Regions from separate parts of the Homo sapiens genome. Here region 1 is linked to region 2. The links are chromatin contacts, found by Hi-C or POLR2A ChIA-PET in ENCODE. All regions are on one chromosome and are shown on one strand. Each heading gives the region's core, a stretch centred on a gene start or an enhancer-like site at or near the end of the contact. The rest is flanking DNA. Distances are from core to core; before and after follow the strand shown.

What was found. Hi-C counts contacts between places; a loop is a spot of excess contacts on that map. ChIA-PET counts read pairs that join two places held with the same protein, here RNA polymerase II (POLR2A). Pooled maps may share reads with other maps.
Region 1: a map of B cell shows a loop between it and region 2 (5-fold over the local background). The contact joins the enhancer-like site here to the promoter of NFATC2 in region 2. A Hi-C loop is called at or near these places in 15 of 168 maps with a recorded cell type or tissue (B cell, CD4-positive, alpha-beta T cell, CD4-positive, alpha-beta memory T cell and 6 more), 35 of 37 single-sample maps with no recorded cell type and 20 of 50 pooled maps. POLR2A ChIA-PET finds 5 or more read pairs at or near these places in 23 of 52 experiments (CD4-positive, alpha-beta T cell, CD4-positive, alpha-beta memory T cell, CD8-positive, alpha-beta T cell and 14 more).

What each region holds. Positions count from the first base shown.
Region 1 is chr20:51,402,480-51,408,187 of GRCh38, reverse strand. All of the region lies in intron 9 of NFATC2 (nuclear factor of activated T cells 2), which reads left to right. Among named protein-coding and RNA genes, the nearest start is that of MIR3194, 48 kb to the left of the region's middle. RefSeq lists an enhancer at 3,142-3,301. Within about 2 kb of position 3,372, at least 6 of the 41 ENCODE cell types and tissues checked have a DNase peak (open chromatin) inside an H3K27ac peak, as active enhancers do; they include B cell, CD4-positive, alpha-beta T cell, CD8-positive, alpha-beta T cell and 2 more, where a contact is called at or near this core.
Region 2 is chr20:51,540,154-51,545,805 of GRCh38, reverse strand. It overlaps NFATC2 (nuclear factor of activated T cells 2), which reads left to right and starts at 3,087. Exons shown (of 11, transcript NM_012340.5): 1 at 3,087-3,436. The coding sequence starts at 3,307. RefSeq lists silencers at 3,073-3,232, 3,243-3,352 and an enhancer at 4,117-4,786.

The DNA.
Region 1 (5,708 bases), core at 2,123-4,622, 140 kb after region 2:
ATCTTTCATACTAGAAATAAAGAGCCACTTCTCACGAGGCTCACTGTCCTTCCCAGCCACCGACCCTGCCACATGGGTGGGAAATGCTTGAGAAACTGGCTTTGGCCTTGTGGTCCACCTCTCCCTCCCCTGGACACTCAGTGGCCTGAGCGGATGGATGCCCAGGGTTGGGCCACAGAGGACTTTGGTTGGAAGGCTGGCCCTCCTGTCTCTAAACAGCTCAGGTTTCCTGAGGATCTGCTGCTCTTAAAACCTGCTTCCTGCTACAGTCTTTTCATGGGCAATTTCTAGCCATGTCCCAGTTGGCATATGAAATAAGCTCAGGATGGAGATATTCACAAACGAAGAAACAATTTCTCCTTCTTTAAGTTGGACCGAGTGGAAAGTGAAGGCTTAGGGTTCCAGACTCCACGGTTCTCGTCCTGACCCCGTCTGCTCAGCAGTTGAATAAGCCTTCCAAATGCCAGGCACGCGGCTGGGTGCCCTAGGGGCTGTGGGCCTCTGCAACTTTGGGATCAGGATTTCACTAGTTAGCAGGGGAGATGGGGTGCCAGGCAGGAGTGCAGCATGAGCAAGAGCTCAGAGGCACTGTCTCCTCCTTTGTGACCATGAAGCGTGATTCCCAGTTTCCTTGGAATCTGCTCTACAGAGCTGAGGACTACAGCACCCGATGTCCACAAGATGAAGTCAGCACTGGGTTGCCAATACCCGGAAGCCATAGTCGGTTCATTTATTTGTCCATTCTTTCGCTAAATCATTCATTCATCCAACAGCCGTTTATTGCTCACTGCTGGGGCTAACACAGTGAAGAGGCTCAAAGTCCCGGCCCTCCTACAGCTTGCAGTTTGAAAATATAAATGATAAAACTGGGGGTGCCAAGTGTTCTGTTGGAAGAGAAAAGCAGGCTGGGGGACAGGGCATGATGGGGTGGCACGGAGGCCTGCTTGCCGTTCCAGTAAGGGGAGCACCTCAGGGGAGGTGGCATTTGAGAAGAGGTCTTATCAAGAGAGCCCTCCAAACGTCTAAGGCAAGAGCAGCAGTCCAAGTAGAGAGAACAGCAGGTGTCTAAGGCAAGAGCAGGAGTCCAGGTAGAGCGAACAGCAGGTGCAAAGGCCCTGGGGCGTGAGCAGGCTTGACGTGAATAGCGTATACTAAGGAAGACTGTGGACTAGGGGAGAGTGAGGGAGAGAAGCAGATCATCTTCAGTCTTAAAGGCCAAGTGGGATCCCTGGGTCCTGACAGTGGGTGGGTGCTGGCAGGCAGCTAGGGAGAGTCAATCAAGATGGAATTCCGACGAGGCGGCCAGCAAGTGGTCATAACACCCAGGCTTCTGCTGTGGAAGCCACTGACTCCTGTCACCCTTGGAGGTGACCTGAATTTCCCTTTCAGACAGGCGCCGCTATGGAGCTAAGATGTCACACCCTCTCTAGAGAGGATGGCTTACGTGGGCTGCAGATGCCCCCAGGCCCCAAGCCAGAGTCAGACTGATACCACAGGAAGGCCTGGGCTCTGTGAGGTCTAGAAACCCCGGTTGCTGGTGGGTTTGTGGGAATTGAGCCTACGTTTTCCCCTTCTGCTGGAGAACATTGCCAATGGAAGCAAGCCGGGGCGCCTCCAGTCATTCCTCTGCGCAGCCCAGGCCTTGGCTTTAACTCTTGTAATACACCAGCACCATTTCACCTTTTAGATGTGTACCGGGCTTGGCATAGTGGTCCCGAGGGGGCCAAGCCGCTCTTTGCTTCTTAAATCTCAGTATCTGCTCCCCGCCACAGGTTACCCAAAGCTAACAACGATGCCAACACTGTCACCCCCATTTTTCTTTGTGTACCATGTGGGTGATTTCTACTGCCCAACCCTGATAAAAGCTAGGGTCTCCCAAGGACCAGTGTTTGTGCTGAGCTGCATTCAGAGAAGCGTATTCTTGTTGCCAGGTGGTAAGTGAAAACGAATTTCTATCTACAAGTAGCCTGAGCCACACTGCTCTGCCACATAATAGCTGCAGAGCCTGGGTTTGTTACTCTTTCGGAGACTTGGTTTCTTCAGCTGTGTAATGGGGGCAGTCAATACCTACTTCATGGGATGACCGTGAGGATTAACAACATATATATGTAGGCTGGGTGTGGTGGCTCACACCTGTCATCCCAGCACTTTGGGAGGCCAAGGCCAGCGGATCACCTGAGGTCAGGAGTTTGAGACCAGCCTGGCCAACATGGTGAAATCCTGTCTCTACTAAAAATGCAAAGTTTAGCCGGGCATGGTGGCGGACACCTGTAATCCCAACTACTCAGGAGGCTGAGGCAGGAGAATCGCTTGAACCTGGGAGGCGGAGGTTGCTGTGCTCTGGGAGACAGTTGAAAGCCAGACCTGATCGGAAAAATTCTGGGCAAGTCCTATCAATTAGGAGGTGGTAGTTATTCTTTCGCCCAATCATTCCTCCTTGAGATTTTTACTGAGCACCTACTATGTGCTGGGCTCTGTCCTAGGTGCTGGGGATACAGCAGTAGATGAGAGAGATGAGGTCTGTGCCTTAATGAGGGTATTACCAACCAGTGAGAGGTTGGTGTTAAAATGTCACGGGTTTCAAGATACGGGGTTCTGTGATCTGATTCATGCTACTCCCTCCCAAAACACCAGGGCCACAGGAGCCATGCACAGCTGAAAGGCAGTGCCTATGAAAGCTTGCCTATCTGATGCCAAGCTTCTACGAACATGGCACATGCAAACAGACCTGCTGGTGAGGCACGGTGAGATGACACGTGTGAGGTCATGGCGCCTGCACACCCACAGTTCCCTGGGAACTCGAGGTGAATGTGTTTGCCTGCCTCACATCTTCCTGAGTGGTGTCTCCAGTCCCGAAGAGCAGCCTCTGGTACTGCTCTGTTGGCCTCGCGTTGCATGTGGATCTGGGGTTTGAAAGGCATCATTGAAGTCTAGTGGTGGAGGGTGGGTTGGGGGAGGACTAGGAGGATGTCTTACGGTCCCTGGAAGCTAATTTGGGGGGCATGTCCTGTCTGGTGTTGCTTGGCTGGCGTCTGATGCATTTCTCTTCCAGGAGCTCAACTCGAAGCAGGTGGCTCCTCTTGCCATCTTGGGGCTTGGTGCCTTCCTGGCCACAAACTGATCTGCCAGTGACATGCTCTCCTCCCAGTGAGCCCCTTTTACTAGAAACCAGAGTCTCAGAATCACCATGTCTACTCATCCCAAGAGCTGGGGACAGTTTGGCACGTGGTGTGGCATCTTTCTCGTAAGCCCCAAGGTCTTGCTCATAAAATGGCTGGTGGCAGGGTGCTTGTGAGTCTGCTGTCTGGGCTGGTTTCCGGAGGCCTCTGGTTTGCAGAGAGCGTCAGTGACTCACGCTGCTCTGCAGGTCGCCGGCCCAAAGCTGTCTGCGCACACTAGGGCGCAGTGAGGCCTGGGAGGGGCCCCTCTCAGCAGGATGTGAAAATGCATCTCTGAGAGCATGGCTGATCTCAGCCCTGCCCATTCTGAAAATGCAGAAATAGCTTCAAAGGTGAAAGTGCTTTGGTGGAAGAGGGTGGACTGGCCATCATCAATTCAGTCTGTTAACAAGCATCCTCTGTGTGAGGGCTGAGACACACTGCTGCTGCTAATAGAAAGAGCTGCTACTTTTGGTTATTTCTTAGCTTGGCATAGTGCCATATATATGCATTCCCATATTACAGATGAGAAAAACTGAGACTCGAGGACTTAAAAGATTGGCTCTGATTCCCAAAACAAGTAATGTGGTACAGAGTTCTTATGATGTGCCTTGCATGTTTGAAGAACTTTGCATGCATTGACTCAGATTCTCTCTAAAAGCCTTAGAAGCTGGGAATAGTTTTTGCCCACCTTTAACAGAGGAGGCACAGAAAGGGTTAGGATTTGCCTCAAGTTCTATGAAAGGATGTGGCAGAGCTGGGATTTGGACCCCAGCTGTCTGTGTGTCCCTGGGACTCTGACCCCAGGGTGTGAGCCCCTCGCCAGGACAGCTGAGAAAGGGAGGAGCTGTTGGCTGCAAGAAACAGAGATTTGGGCCTGATCATGGGCAGACAAGCAGGATTCAGATGCAGAGGAAAAAGAGGGCCTCCTAGGCATCAGCCAAGCGACACAAAGGTGTGGCGGTGGGGATATCAGGGTCTGCTCCTTGTTCAACCCCTGCCACGGACCAGCCATGGGATGCTGGACCTAAAATAGAGGGATGTCTGCTTACCTGAACCTCGATGACTTCACTGGCCAGATGCCTACCTCGTGAGCATAGACCGAGACTTTGGAGAGGAATGTACTTTGGGGACTGTGTCAGTCAGCTCGGGCCACATAACAAAATATCATAGACTTAGTGGCTTAAACAACAGAAATTTATCTTCTCACAATTCTAGAGGCTAGCAATCCAAGACCAGGATTCTGGAGAATCCTGTCAAGATCAGGTTCTGGAGAGGACCTGCTTAGGTCCTGGCTTGCAGACAGTCACCTTTTCTCCCATTGTGTTCTCCTGTGAGACAATGAGACTGACCTCTGGTGGCCCTTCTTCTTAGGCCACTAATTCCATCACGAGGGCCCCACCTTCATGACTGCACCAAGTCCTAATTATCTCCCAAAGGCCCCATCTCCAAATACCATCACAGAGTGGTTTAGGGCTTCAATATAGGAATTTGGCTGGTGTGGTGGGGGCATAACTTAGTGTGTAGCAGGGACTGTATAGGTGAAAGGTTTGATCAAGGGGTGAATCAGGAGTGAAGGTTCTGTCTGCCTGTTCTGGGAACTACTGTCTTTTAGGAACACCTGGTGCAGTGTCACCCATGAATACAGTCCTTGCTGGTCACTCCAGGTGGCCTTTGAGATGATAGCAGTACGTGCAAGGGCCACGCATGTGGATCTCACTTGGAGAAATTTAAGACAGAGCCTGGTCCCTACTCAGATCTTGAGAAATTTCTTTGCAGGAAGCCTAGTGGCTTCTCTTGCCTGTGAATCTGGAAGGTATGGAGGGAGTATGGTTGACATCTCTTATGGGAAATCCAAGACTTAAAATACAAAAGATAGATCCAAAGGTTTGTGGAAGAAACTGTGACATGGCCAGGGATGCCTCTGCTTCCAGGACGTGCGCTTGAGTTGGGCTTCGGGAGAATGTGGATGTGTTGGGGGGAGGTGTGTCCCATGTTGGGCCTGTGCTGTGAGCTGGTCCTGGCATATGTGGGTAAACATAGAATGATCTGGAAGGTGAACTTATGGGAGGGCGAGATGGAGACTGGACTGGAAATTCAATAAATATCCAGTGAATTCTTTCTAAGAATCAGGGGCCATGTTGGTATTTGAAGAAATATCTTTATGAAGCCAGGCCAGGGGTTTTGCCCCTTCTCCCAGAAGAGGGGGAGGTTTTGCATGATTCTGTGACATGAGCAAAGCAAGTTAGGGTGGAAATCTTTCTTACTGCTCCCACCTGCTAATCCACCTGGGAGTGTCTGACCTGCTTACAATTCCATCTCTCTTGGATAAGCAAAGAGGCATATACTCAAATGTCTTAAAAGAAATGTTTGGTTAATTCCTCTAACCCCCAGAGGGGGTTTATGGTATATGTCTTCCCCAAAACTCAGGTATTTATTTTATTATCTCATTTGTGATCACAGGCTGATTTGTGGGTTTGAATTACTGTTTGTTTCCTATGTCTCAATTCAATATAGTAACAAGTGCTTTTCTTTTGCCTTTTTTTTTTT
Region 2 (5,652 bases), core at 1,838-4,337:
TTTATCCATTTATCCTCCATCCATCCGTCCATCCACCCTCCATCCACTCCTCCATCCATCATCCATCCATTCTTCCATCCATCCCCTATCCATCCATCCACCCATCTATTCATCCATCCACCCATCTTCCATCCATGCATCCATCTTCCATTCACCCATCCATCAATCCATCCCCTATCCATCCATCCACCCATCTATTCATCCATCCATCCATCTTCCATCCATGCATCCATCTTCCATTCACCCATCCATCAATCCATCTACTTATCCATCCTCCATTTATCCACACATCCATTGCACATAAAGCTGCGAATGAGGTGGTCATAGCCCCTGCCTTAGTGGATCTCAGGCTAGTTAGTGGAGATAAAATTCTCTGATTGGCGCAGTCTGGGTCATTCATCCACTTCGTTGCTTGGGGAAGGTGGGGCAGCTGGGTTGATAGCTCTACCAAGATTATGTTTAGAGTAGTTTCCCCAAGGAACACACTGGGGTGCTGTTATGAGAAGAAGGGAGGAATTATTCTGGGTAGGCACAATCAACAAATGTCCACTAGATTTAGTGGCACTTAATAATTATGGGATGGAGGGACGAGAAAGGATGTGGGGAGGCATTCCTAGCTTTTCTCCTTTTCTAAATCACAGGGGAAGCCTGGTTTTCTTGTTTATTGGCCAAAATTTCATCATCTGGACCTTGGGTCCCTGTCATAAGGACCCAGAAGAATCCATCTCTTTCTAGATACCTGTCTATAAGTATCCTAGCTGGGGTCTTCACTCTTCCTTCCTCCACCTAAATGCATCAGCTGCCCCCAAGATGCTTGTTGGATACACATGGCACAGAAGTGCTTATAGTTAGGAAACAAAGGCTGGAATTTCTTTATGCTCTGACAACCAGGAGGTGCTGCCCAAGACTCTGAAATGATTCCTGAGCCAGCCCCCAGGCCCCTGCAGTAGAGTTTGAGTCTAAACCAAAGTGGTTCTCATCTCTGGCCACACATTGGAAGCATCTGGTGAGCTTTTACAAAATACTGATGCCTAAGTCCCAACCCCAAACATTCTGATCAAATCGATGTCTGGTGGTGCTCAGGTCGTTGAATACAAATTTTAACAGCTCTCCAGGTGATTCTAATGTGTAGTCTGGGTTAAGAACCACTGGTCTGAGTGCAATTTTGAAAACCCCGTTCATAACTGTGCTACTTTGCTTTCAGGGCATAAGCATGATGAAGGGAGAGGCTGTGGCTTGTTGATGGTTGCATCCCCAACATCTTGTGGCAGTGCCAGGCAGGTGCTCAATAAATATTTGTGGAATGATGGATGGCTTGGCACAAATCCCCTTAATGGAGCTGAGATGGCTCCCCTGAAGAATGCGTGTCCTCAATTCCTCCTGGCACATGGGGAAGGATTCGAATCACTTGAGGTCAAGCTGTGGTTCTCACGAGGATCTTAAGACCTCTCCCGTCTAATCTTCTCATCCTCAACACTGGCTGCACCTTAGATTCATCTGAAGTTTAAAAAAATTTTCAGGCCGGGCGTGGTGGCTCACACCTGTAATCCCAGCACTTGGGGAGGCCGAGGCGGGTGGATCACGAGGTCAGGAGATCAAGACCTTCCTGGCTAACACAGTGAAACCCCATCTCTACTAAAAATACAAAAAAGTAGCCAGGCATGGTGGCTGGCGCCTGTAGTCCCAGCTACTCGGGAGGCTGAGGCAGGAGAATGGCGTGAACCCAGAAGGCAGAGCTTGCAATGAGCCAAGATCGCGCCACTGCACTCCAGCCTGGGCGACAGAGCGAGACTCCGTCTCCAAAAAAAAAAAAAAAAAAAAAAAAAAAAATTAGGAATTCTGCTTCAGTGGGTTTGGATTGCAGCCCAGCACGGGAGTTTAAAAAGGTGTCCCAGGTGATTCTAATATGTGGGAAGGGTTGAAGACCACTGTTTTGATCTTTTCTACCTCTGTGAGTCTGTTTCCAACTTCAGCTAAGTTGGTGGAGCCCCCTGGCAGAGTTTTATTGGAGGGTGTTCTTTAGTTACTGGGTCCTTATGCAGTGTTTGCCAAATGTACCTGTTCATTAATGCTCACGTTGGGTGCTTAATTAAAAATACACATTCACGAGTCTGTATTCAGACTTATGGAATCAGAAGCTCCAGGGAGGGGCCTGGGAATCATGCTTTAAACAAGCAGCCAGGCGTGTTTGTCACTTGCCAACCGCCCCATCAGAACTGTACTCCTCGTTCTCCCTCCAGCACACCCAGCCCCTTCGAGCTCTGGCTCTGTGTTTTGGTTCTCACTGCCAGAACACACTTCCCCAAGATCGCCTCATCAATCAGGTTTCTTCAAATGTCACCTCCTCAGAGAGGTCCTCCTTGACCACCCAAGGGACTAAAGCCACCCCAACCTTTATCCCATACCCTGGTGAGTTCTCTCCTGGCCCCATAAGCAGATGCTTTTTGTCCTGTTTCTCTCCTTCAGGCCTCTCCCACTACCAGAGCCTGAGCTTCCGAGGGCAACAGTGTCTGGCTCCGGCTGGGTGCCCAGCACCTGGCACGTGGTAGGTGGCCAGGAGGCATAGCTGTAACGGGGGGGACTAGTGCTGTCAGTCCGATTCCTTCCTAGGCGCTGGGGAGTTGAGTTCAGGGCCATGCAGGTGTCTGAAGTACTGTGAAAATCATGCCGCCCCCGTGGGCACACGGAGACGCCTGGAGACACGGGTCTGCAATAGAAGGGGGTGGATACCCCCTTCCACCCCATGGAGAAGAAAAGCAGGAAAAAGTGTGGGGCCAGTGGGTCCCTTAGGGCAAAAGTCCTAGTGGCGGCAGCTTTCTTGTCTAGACCCTGGTTCGCGCAGCGCGTGTCGCACTCACCCGTGGAGGGTGGGAGACAGCGGCCGCCCCAGCGCCCAGCGGTGGCCCGGGACAGTGTGGTCAGGTCCGCGGACAGCCTCCTTCCTCCCGGCACCGGCCAGCCCAGGCCGCGCGCCCCTCCCCTCCGGTCCCCTGGTGGCGGCCCCGCCCCCGCCGGCCTGGCCGCCCTGTCCCCGCCTCCACGCCCCCCCCCCCCCCGCCTCCCCGGGCTGCAACAGGTGCCTCCGGAGCAGGAAGCTCGCGCCGCCGTCGCCGCCGCCGCTCAGCTTCCCCGGGCGCGTCCAGGACCCGCTGCGCCAGGCGCGCCGTCCCCGGACCCGGCGTGCGTCCCTACGAGGAAAGGGACCCCGCCGCTCGAGCCGCCTCCGCCAGCCCCACTGCGAGGGGTCCCAGAGCCAGCCGCGCCCGCCCTCGCCCCCGGCCCCGCAGCCTTCCCGCCCTGCGCGCCATGAACGCCCCCGAGCGGCAGCCCCAACCCGACGGCGGGGACGCCCCAGGCCACGAGCCTGGGGGCAGCCCCCAAGACGAGCTTGACTTCTCCATCCTCTTCGACTATGAGTATTTGAATCCGAACGAAGGTCGGTGGAGGCTACCCCTGGCCTGGCCCCTGAGCCCGCCAGGGGCTCAGGCCTGGGGACTGGGCACAGGAGTCCTCTTGGCTCCAGCCGTCCCCCTTCCTAAGGGGCCTGGAGGGAGGGTGCCCCTACCCAGGTGCCAGGGAGGGGAGGCGTCAGTGGCCCCTGCCACCCTTAGGGGGCGGTCGGCTCCCTCTTGCCCCTTAGGGGCACCAGTTTCTGGTTGCTCATGACTGCTCCCTGAGGGTCACTCTCAGCAAAACAAAAGGTGGCAGGCAGGTCCCAAGGCTGGGGGGCGGGTGCTGTCTGCTGGCCTCTTGCCTGGGACTGGGCTGTCAAAGGGCAAGGGACATGATTTCTGTGCCTTTGGAGGGAGGAGGTGAGGAAGCGAAGAATGGAGTTAGCAGGGAGGAGTTGCCAAAAAAAGAAGGAAGGGGGGTGCAGCTGAACCCAGTTATCAAGGGTAGGAGGCCGCTCCTTCCCTCCAGGCACTGAAGTGAGGCCACGCAGCTCCCATCACCTCCTGTGAGCAGTGGTTGACGGGGACTTTGTGTTGAAACTGAGGAAGAGGTTGTCTGTCTGATGCTGGAGAGGGTTAAAACCTTTGGTATTATAAGGCCGGCCCATTTCCTCCCTGGGTTCTGCTGCTGAACCCATCACTTACCACTCACAAGAGGATTGGTCTGAGCTATATTAAGTGATCTTCTACGCTTAGTCCTAATGGATGTGGTGGGATGGGGTAGGGTGAGGGGCAGCTGCAGCATGGATTCAGAAGGACACAGGCTCTTTCTGCCTGAACTTTGTCACTCTGTGCCTCCAACTGCCCTCAGTTGCTGGGGGCTGGGGACTTCCCCGGGCTGGGCCCAATGCTTATCTGTCACTTCACGTGTTTAACAGGAGCATTCGTTAGAGGGAGGAGGAGGAGGAGGGGGAAGCGGCCACACGCCCAACCTCACTGTGTATTTCTGGTTAGCAGGTTGTCTTGGAAAAAACAAAAAACCCAACCAGGCTTCCTGATTTTGACAGCCCAGCCCAGCCCAGCCAATGCTTGTTGAAGGCTCAGTGGCAGGCCTGTTAGTAGCTTCCAGACGCACTCTGGGCTTGCCTCCATCTAGTGTGTAGGAAGGGCTTGTGCTGACTGGCTCGTGGAGGAAGCCTGTCAAGGAGGCTTGGTGGCCTGATGTTTCCCACAAACACTGTGTTAGGCAGATAATGAAGTTTTCGCTTCCATCGGTGTCCTCTCTGGCCACGTTAGGTGAGGGGTTTGCTTTAGCTTTGGGTATCCTCTTCCCTTGGATACCCAGAGATGGTCATTAGTAATAATTTTGTGTCTTGGCTGGAGATGGAAACAATTAGCCAACAGAAGAGACCAGTCTTCTAGAGTTGCAATCTGGAGGACATCTTTTGCTTTGAAAAGATACAATTAAGAATCTGCAAACGATCCGCACTAATATCCGTGGTCTTTCTGTTCATTAAGATTAAAGTCATGTTTTTCAGGGAACGAATACTCACACCCCTCCCAGATTGGTAATCAGCTTTTATTTTCCTTGTCGGGTGGGGTGGGGGGATTTCCGGGGAAATAGTTTCCAAGCCAAATCTGAAGGGAGGTACTTTTTATGGTTTTTCTTGGCAAGTGCTGCTTGGTGGCCACCAGATGGGTATCTAAATGACCACAATGAAAGCCCTGGAATCTGTTTTCTCAAAAAAAAAAAAACAAAAAAAAAACTTCAGTTTTTGGAACAGTTTCAGATTTACAGAAAAGTTGCAAAGATAGCACAGAGAGTTCCCATATACCCAATACCCTGTTTCCCCGTGTTATTAATGTTTTACATTAGTATGGTGCATTTATTGTAACCAACAAACCAATATTGACACATTATTAACTGAGGTTTATGCCTTATTCAGATTGGGAATGTTTTATGTGACCTTCACTGTTTTGAGGAGTGTTGGTTGTATTGTAGACTGTCCCTTCATTAGACTAGGGCTCTAGGTTTTCGGGAGGAAGCCCACAAAGATAAAGCTCCCTTCTCATCACATCGTATCAAGAGTATGTACTATCCAGCCAGGCGTGGTGGCTCACGCCTGTAATCCCAACACTTTGGGAGGCTGAGGCGGGCGGATCACCTGAGGTCAGGAGGTCAAGACCAGCCTGGCCAACATGGTGAAACCCCAACTCTACTAAAAATACACAAATTAGCCAGGCATGGTGGAAGGCACTG